3 separate regions of the Mus musculus genome follow, and regions 2 and 3 are each linked to region 1. The links are chromatin loops, found by intact Hi-C in ENCODE. Cell type or tissue: gastrocnemius. All regions are shown on one strand.

The links. Peaks named below come from ENCODE experiments on the same cell type or tissue, not always from the same donor. Only the 100,000 strongest peaks of a DNase experiment are listed, where the experiment ranks them.
Region 2: it touches region 1 in a loop (3-fold over the local background); 3 of 42 quality-filtered maps call a loop at or near these places.
Region 3: a loop joins it to region 1, with 3 times the contacts of the local background. A loop is called at or near these places in 2 of 42 quality-filtered maps.

What each region holds. Positions count from the first base shown.
Region 1 is chr11:87,734,896-87,737,395 of GRCm38, reverse strand. It overlaps Rnf43 (ring finger protein 43), which reads right to left. Exons shown (of 10, transcript NM_172448.4): 10 at 1,857-2,500. Among named protein-coding and RNA genes, the nearest start is that of Supt4a, 1.4 kb to the left of the region's middle. In gastrocnemius, no CTCF peak of the experiment used is centred here; DNase peaks (open chromatin) are centred at 12, 462 and 1,217; H3K4me3 peaks cover 1,087 bases; H3K27ac peaks cover 1,202 bases.
Region 2 is chr11:87,591,580-87,594,079 of GRCm38, reverse strand. It overlaps Mtmr4 (myotubularin related protein 4), which reads right to left and starts at 1,914. Exons shown (of 19, transcript NM_133215.2): 1 at 1,830-1,914; 2 at 647-691. The coding sequence starts at 649. In gastrocnemius, a CTCF peak has its summit at 1,494; DNase peaks (open chromatin) are centred at 1,252 and 2,102; H3K4me3 peaks cover 1,861 bases; H3K27ac peaks cover 1,987 bases.
Region 3 is chr11:87,851,774-87,854,273 of GRCm38, reverse strand. Mks1 (MKS transition zone complex subunit 1) reads right to left here and starts at 1,059. Exons shown (of 18, transcript NM_001039684.3): 1 at 945-1,059; 2 at 428-537. The coding sequence starts at 1,024. In gastrocnemius, no CTCF peak of the experiment used is centred here; a DNase peak (open chromatin) is centred at 1,081; H3K4me3 peaks cover 1,265 bases; H3K27ac peaks cover 859 bases.

The DNA of each region.
Region 1 (2,500 bases):
GTCACCTGGTTCGCGAGAGCGAGCGGAAGACGGCGCGCGCGCTGGGAGCTGATGCGCCCGTAGGGGCGGGGCAGCTGGGGGAGGTTGGAGCATGCGCAGGAAGCGTGGAGCGGGGCGACTGGCGGGACTGCGCCTCGCGACGCGGGCCTTTTGATGGAGCCCAAAATGCTCTGGCCTGAGTGCTCTTCAGACTCCCGAGGAAAACCTAGATTGTTTTGTCTGCTTGTTTTATTTTGTTTGCTCATTTATTGAGACAATGCTAATTCCTAAGTTGGCCTCTGAGTACGGGACGGTGATCTTGAACTCCTGATCTTCCTGCCTTCACTTTCGGAGTTCTGGGATTATGGGCGCGCACCACCACGCCCGGGTATTTGACTTTTTGACACAAGCCCCTCGTCTCAGTGTCCGGAATGCTCAGAATACAAGCCCGCCGCTTCGCGCTAGGTTGTTTTAAGGCTCGAGGCAATGAGTCTTGCCTTTCTGGACGCCTGCAGAGACAAAAACCCGACGAGGCCCCACCCCTTCTTGTAACTGGGAGAGCGTGATAGGGTTTCGTTTGCGGTCCCCAGGAATGCTAGCTTGAGCCGTGCCGACGGGGAAAGGGGAGGCGTGTTGGATAGAGGGAAACGCGTATTTAATTCCTCCTAAAAGCCTCTCGATTGCGCGCCTGGCTCATAATTTACGCTTTGTAAAACTCTCGGCACATTTAGACATAATTCCATGGGAACATCTGTGGATTAGGTATCTCACTTCTCATACTCTAACCCCACCCCAGCTGCCAATGTGCTTACTGTGTAGGACACAAAATTCCTCCTTGTCTCCTTAAATGGCACCGAGATAATATCCTGAGCAAACCATACAGAAATACGAGGTCTGGTGCGGTGTGAACAGAGCAAAGGCTCTTGGAATGTAGGCAAAAGCCTGGTCATTTGTGTTTATCTGAATTGGAGCGCTGGGATATAAATAGTTGCAATCCCGCTGTTCTGTCCTTCCAGCCCTTCTCATTGAAACTGAGGGACAGCAAGACTGATTCTAGGCTTTATCCCAAACTGCATCCACATGGGGTTCAGTGACTGGGTTTTAGATACTTTCTAGCACCGGGAAATCTCTTTTCAGTTTGGAATACATTTTCACTGTGCTATCTCATGTAAGCCTTCTATCATCTCTGAAGGAGGATCATTTTATTTATGGTAAAAGGCAGGTATCCTGCTGAGGAGCTGGCTCAGGACCCACCACATATAAGTGGGATTTGATGGTCTGCTACTCTAACCATAGCACTGGGGGCCAGAGATAGGCAGATCCCAGGGACTCCAGGCAAGTTCAAGTGAGAGGCCCTTGTTGTTTGTATGTTTGTTTGTTTGTTTGTTTTGAAAGTCTTTATTCTGTAGCTCGGGCTGTCCTGGCACTTGCTGTATCGATTAGGCTGCCCTCACACTCCTGTGAGTGCATGCACGTGTATGCACACATTCCAAGGTTCAGTATTTGCTTACAATATTGTAAGGTCACAAAGTCAGTCAGTGAAGCACCAGAGTCACCAGCAGCCCAGCACAGATAAATGACTGAATCATGACGAGTACCAGGCACGCTGCTCTCTCTGACCTTTCTGGGGCTTTAAACCTACCCTATCTGACCAGCTTTGATATCACCAATAGCATCCGAAACCAGAGGGAATAATGGTAAATGCCTATGATCCCAGTAATTGGGAGGGGGGAGAGGACCAGTCTGAGGTTATATCTTAGCTGTGCAGTGAACTGGGAGTCAGGCTGGGCCTCAAAAATCCAACAAAAGGAAATAGAGAAGATGGAATTGTTATCCTGAGTGAAAAAATCATAATGAAACAAAACCACAAAGCCAGATCATATTTATGGATAAATATATTAGCAAATAAATACATTTTTTCAACATAGTGCCTGATTCAAGCATCTTTCTGTCTGGTTCAGATATAAATACCCATGTGGGTGCCTGGATGCCAGTCTCCCCATTGACTCTGAGGAGAGAAGGTTCCCAAGGAGGATCCCATGTCCATTTTGCCCCCACCTTCACATTGCAGGCAAGGATACTGCCTGAGGGGCTGACAGTGGTCAGGATGCTGGGACAAAGCCACAGGAGGCACCATCAGCCCTTACCCACGTGGTACAAGCTGCCCGGGCCAACTTTCTGCTCCACTCCCACTTGCACACCTTCAGTTGGGTTGCTGGTTTTGTATGGCTTACACTGGGAAGGTGGGCCTCCGGGCCCTGCAGACCCACGAGGTTACATGTCGCCATTCTCCATCTCTGCTCCAAGAACCTCTCAGAGAGGACTCCTGTAGTTGTGCCTCCTCTGCCTTCATCCCATTCCCCCTCTTCCCAGGTGCAGTTTAGTAGACTTCCTTTCTGCCTGCCTTGGACTTGGAGGGAGGAAAGCTTGGAGTATTGATTCCCCTCCATTCCTGGTCTCTACCTCAGAGGAACTGGAGTTACCCGAGTGACAAGGAGTTTGATAATCAAAAGATTCATCC
Region 2 (2,500 bases), 140 kb after region 1:
TCACTACATAAGACTTGGCTGACGTCACTGAGAATCACCTTTCTCTGTCCCCAACTGATGTGATTAGAAGCCTGTGCCACCACGCCCTGAAGTTCAGGAATCTCAGATAAGAAAGACTTGTTTTCTTAAACCAGAATATGCATAGTTTTAACCGGGGATCCAAGTAAGAGGCGATATAGCGGTTTGTTAGAAGGGACGGCCTAACACCGAGAAAAACTACAAGCTGCTGAGCCCAGTGCTATATAGTGCCCGATATATATTTTTTTCAATCCTAAGAAACCATAAGCTAGATACATAGCTCAGTGTTAGAGTACTTGCCTATCATGTACAAGGCCCCACACTGCATTCACCTGCAATCTTAACACTTAGGAGATGGAGGGAGAAAGAGGGATTGCCCACAAGTTCAAGGCTGGCATGGGCTACATGTCTAGTACCAGGCTAACCAAAACTCTACAGCAAGAACCTGTCTCAAAACAACACTGCCCATCCAAAAAAAAAAAAAAAAAAAAGCATCAGGGCAAATGAGCCTGTTTAGGAAGTGAACAGAGTAACCAGGGGCACTAGGGCCAAGAGAGGTGGGGCAGCTTCCCTGAGTCAGACTGGAGGATGAGACACACAGTGGTATGAGGGAAAAGGAGCTACTCACCATTCTACCTTGGCGAGGGTCCTGGCTGCCTGCTCCTGCTCGTCACTAAAGGAGACAGAACACAAGAGGAAAGTGCACGGTCATTAACATCACCATAGAATCAACGATTGTCACACGGGTCTACCCCTGAACTTCTCTGCAACTCATTTTCCTCCACCACAGAGGATCCGGCGTCTCAAAAAGTCACCACACCAGTCAGGCAATGGAAGAAGCAACAAGTGACCCTGCCCGGTGAGAATTCCACCACAAAAGTTCCTGAGCAAGGCTAAGTATCATCCTAGCTTACTCAGCAGAACTCAAACGTTCTGATCCCCACACCCAGCAGTAGAGCACTCCAAACCCTGCTCTCTACAAAAGAGAAGAAATTCCAACTCTGAAGAGACAAAGACTGCCCAACTGGGACTCACTTTTGGCCCTGGTAGGGGCATGAATCCACAGGGCAGTTCGGCCAGTCTCTGAGTCTAGGAGTAGCACCCACCTGACCTGTTACTGGGGGCAGAGTCCAGAGCAGAGGACAAGAGGGAGAGGACCACAACCTGTGATAAAAGAGCAGCAGGGTTGGCCCGGTCCTGCTGAGCATACTTGAGACCAAGTAGGTGAAGGTTTGAGGGAGGAGGCCACACAACAGGAGCAGAATTAGGCCAGTCCGGCCTGGGAGACAACATCTGTCAAATGGGTCGAATTAACAAGGATTTCAAGTTAAGGCCTCCTGGGCCCACTTAGGGAGCCAGGTCTGAATTTCACCGACACTCCTTCATGTTTGGTATGCTCGAGGGGTGTGCAGCAGAGCCCCATAGGAGGCTACGGCGATTAAAGCCTCCATTGTGATCCTACCAACCTTCCCTCCCTCACGGGGGAGCCCGCAAGCGGCCAGCCGGAGGTGCTGCCTCACGGCTCCCTGGCTCGCGGCCTGAGAAACAGAGAGAGGAAGGGAGCGACAAGGACCAGGCCTAGGAGGCCCAGGGTTCTCACAGTTAGGGACTCTGGTCTTAGGGTGGGGGGTGGGGGAGGATGGGCTAAGCAGCCAGGAGATCCAGGTGCCCAGGTTTTAGGGGCGGGGCCAAGGCCTCGGAGGCGGAGCCCCAAATGACAGAGGGCGGGACTCAAGAGAGCCGGCGAGGGCCGGGCAGGACTTGGTCGTTGTGGTTCCCAGGCTGGCAGTGCACGGGGTACAGTGACTCACCCAGGCGGCGTCCGCCCGACCCTCCAAAGCCGCGCTCTCACCACTTCCGTCTCCCGCAGCTGCTGAGGCCGCGCAGCTCGAACCCCACCACGGTCCCTTGTCCCCAACCAATCGTATCTCTAGCCTCTACCCGCCCTGGCCAATAGCCACGCGAAGTCCCGCCCTGCCTCACCACGCAGCCGCCGCCCTCACTCTCCACGCTGCTCACTGGTCCAGTGGGCAGACGCCCTCTCAGCTTGTAACCTATCCGGCACCCGGAGACCAGACAGTACCCGGAGGGAGGAGGCTTGGCGCCAGAGAGCAGACACGACCAATAGGAAATCACAGCGCGTCCCTCTGGCAGCCAATGGGAGAGGAGTAAGAGGGGTCGCAGCCTAGGGCTCCGGGGACAGGAAGTACGGCCGCCCGTCGCCTACTGGTAGCGCAACTGGGGGGCGGGACATTGCAGGGAATGGTAGCAGTCACTTCCGGTGACGACCCCGCCCGAGAGGTAGTTCGCAAATGACCTCGCGGTGGCTCAGCGTTTTAACCCAGTGGTGTTTCTGTTTTGCTCCAGTAATGCGAGAAAGGAAGGGTAGCATGCCGGCTAGGAAAGGGGAAGGTCCCTTCCCAAACTCTCGGTTCCATCACTCTCGTGTTTCGTCGCCCGGTCGATGGAAAAGAAAATCCTG
Region 3 (2,500 bases), 120 kb before region 1:
CTGTTTTAAAATTGTTTTTTAAGTGTATTTATACATACATTTGGAGTTTGGAACATATTTCTCTTAGAAGTCCTTTCCCCATCCCCCAAGTCACAACTCGGGTAAGATGGCTCAAGCCCCAGGATTCATCTGGTGAAGAGATAACTGAACTGGTTCGCAAAAGTTATCCCCTGAACTTCACTCTCGCACTGTGGCATGGGCGTGCACACACACACAAAAGTAAATTACAATGTAAAAAAATAAATAAATAATAAAAAATTAAAAAGATGATTGCCCAGGTTCATTCAAATGCTTCTATATTCCTCGGCTAGGTGACACTGGGCAATAAACTCAACCTCTCTGAGCCTTCCGTTCCTCCTCTGTACCTCTACTGCCCCGCACCCCTGCCTTAGTCTCAAATGAATGTAGCGTCATCACAAACACCCACTAGCAGCTTGCGGAGGCCTAAAAGTGGCCAAGTCTATGAGGTCCTTCCCCATCTGGGCAGCAGGCTGGTAATGAAGGAAGTTGCTTGATGTGATTCTTTGCAGATGAACTCTGTCAAGAGAAGAGAAGCCCCAAATACGCGTGTCAGAGACACACAGCAAGGAGATATACAGAGCATGAATCGGGGAAAGAAATCACAGAGGCAGAGAAGTCAAGGCTGCTGCAAAGAAGAGGTGGGTAGGGGCGTCTGCTGGATAAATCAGCACAGGGACCCGAGGGGTTTGAAAGTGGCGAGAACTTGAAGGGACTTGGGCAGGGTGAATCTGAAAGGTGTACTTGGAAGCTTTCAGTGGAAAAAGATCCTGATAACAAGACGCGCGCAGAGATGGCAGAGGAAGTAGTTGGGATTGTAAGCGGAAGTAGGGGCCTCTGAGCATCTAAAAGCTTAGGGTGGAATAAAGTTAGGGGGCCTCGGAGCATAAAGTTAGGGGGCCCTGAAACTGGGGTCGAGTGACTACCGGAGGCGCAGGTTGCGCACGGGGTCCCGGGAGCGATACACGGCCTCGCCGGTGTCAGTGCTCCAGACCGCTTCCGCCATGACAGCTGCTTCGCGCTGCGACCGCGCCGGAAAGCGTGGTGCCTCGTTCCCCTGGCAACGGAGACGCTGGCTTCTTAGGCAAGGGAGGCGCTGCGCGCGCAGCTCTCCACGTCTGCGGGAGCCAGTCCCTAGCCTGGCAGCGGGACCCTCAGCTGTCCTGTGTGAGTAAAGCTCACCTCCACCCAAGGTGAAAGTTGGTGCACTGCACAAAAGAGAAAACCGCCATCAGCTACTTTGTTTAGGTGCAAAAATGGTGATGGTGGCCAGAACCAGGTGACCTGAGTCCTTACTTTCTGATCAAACACTGCCTTCCACTGAACATTTGAAAACTTCGGCCTAGGGGGCGTGGAGAAATGGCTTAGTGGTTAAGAGGTTAGTGACTGGACTTTCAGAGGAACTAGCAGGCCCAGATGGCCACTCACACCTGTCTCTACTCCAGTTCCAAAGGGTCAGACACCTTGCCGCCTTACAGTACACATGTGTTGCACAAACATGTTCACCATTATGCATAAAATAAATTTAAAAAAATTTAAGGAGAGAAAACTCAGGCCTAAACAGTTGGTGGATATGACTAAAAGGACATGCAAACAAAAATTAAAAAACAGCCGGGCAGTGGTAGCGCACGCCTTTAATCCCAGCACTTGAGAGGCAGAGGCAGGCAGATTGCTGAGTTCGAGGCCAGCCTGGTCTACAGAGTGAGTTCCAGGACAGCCAGGGCTATACAGAGAAACCCTGTCTCAGGAAAAAGAAAAGAAAAGACAGGAAAAGAAAAGAGAAAGAAGAAGGAGGAGGAGGAGGAGGAGGAGGAGGAGGAGGAGGAGGAGGAGGAGGAGGAGGAGGAGGAGGAGGAGGAGAAGAAGAAGAAGAAGAAGAAGAAGAAGAAGAAGAAGAAGAAGAAGAAGAAGAAGAAGAAGAAGAAGAAGAAGAAGAAGAAGAGAAAGAAAGAAAAAGAAAAAAAGAAAGAAAACATTCCTGGAAGAAAAAAAACCTGTGGGGCAGGTATATTAGTAGTTTTGTTGGTATGCACTGAGCCAGAGAAATAAAAAACAAGGAAGCCAGCAGAAAGGAAGGAAAGGGTGTTTTCCCTGGGGCATGTTGGTTCTGGATTATTAACCAGTTAAGACTCCGAGCCAGCCCCTGAAAAACCACCAGAGTGACATTCAGAAGTCATGGTTCACTGGCACATCCAAGGAAAGATGGTATAAGTTTAATTCCGGCAGTTTGGCAATATCAATATTGACAATTAGTATTTGACGGTTGCTACTTATTCATCCGAATAAGCAATTGTTGCCTGGCCTGGGACATTTCATGGCCATCCGATTATAGAGCAGAGAAATCATGAGCACCTAACTATTCATTGTGTGCACTAAGAACTCACCACAAATAGCACCTACTCATTTTTCATTTGTATTGCCTGTAACCCTCCCAAAAACCTCTCCAAGAGGTACTTTATTCCTATTTAAAGGATGAAGTTAC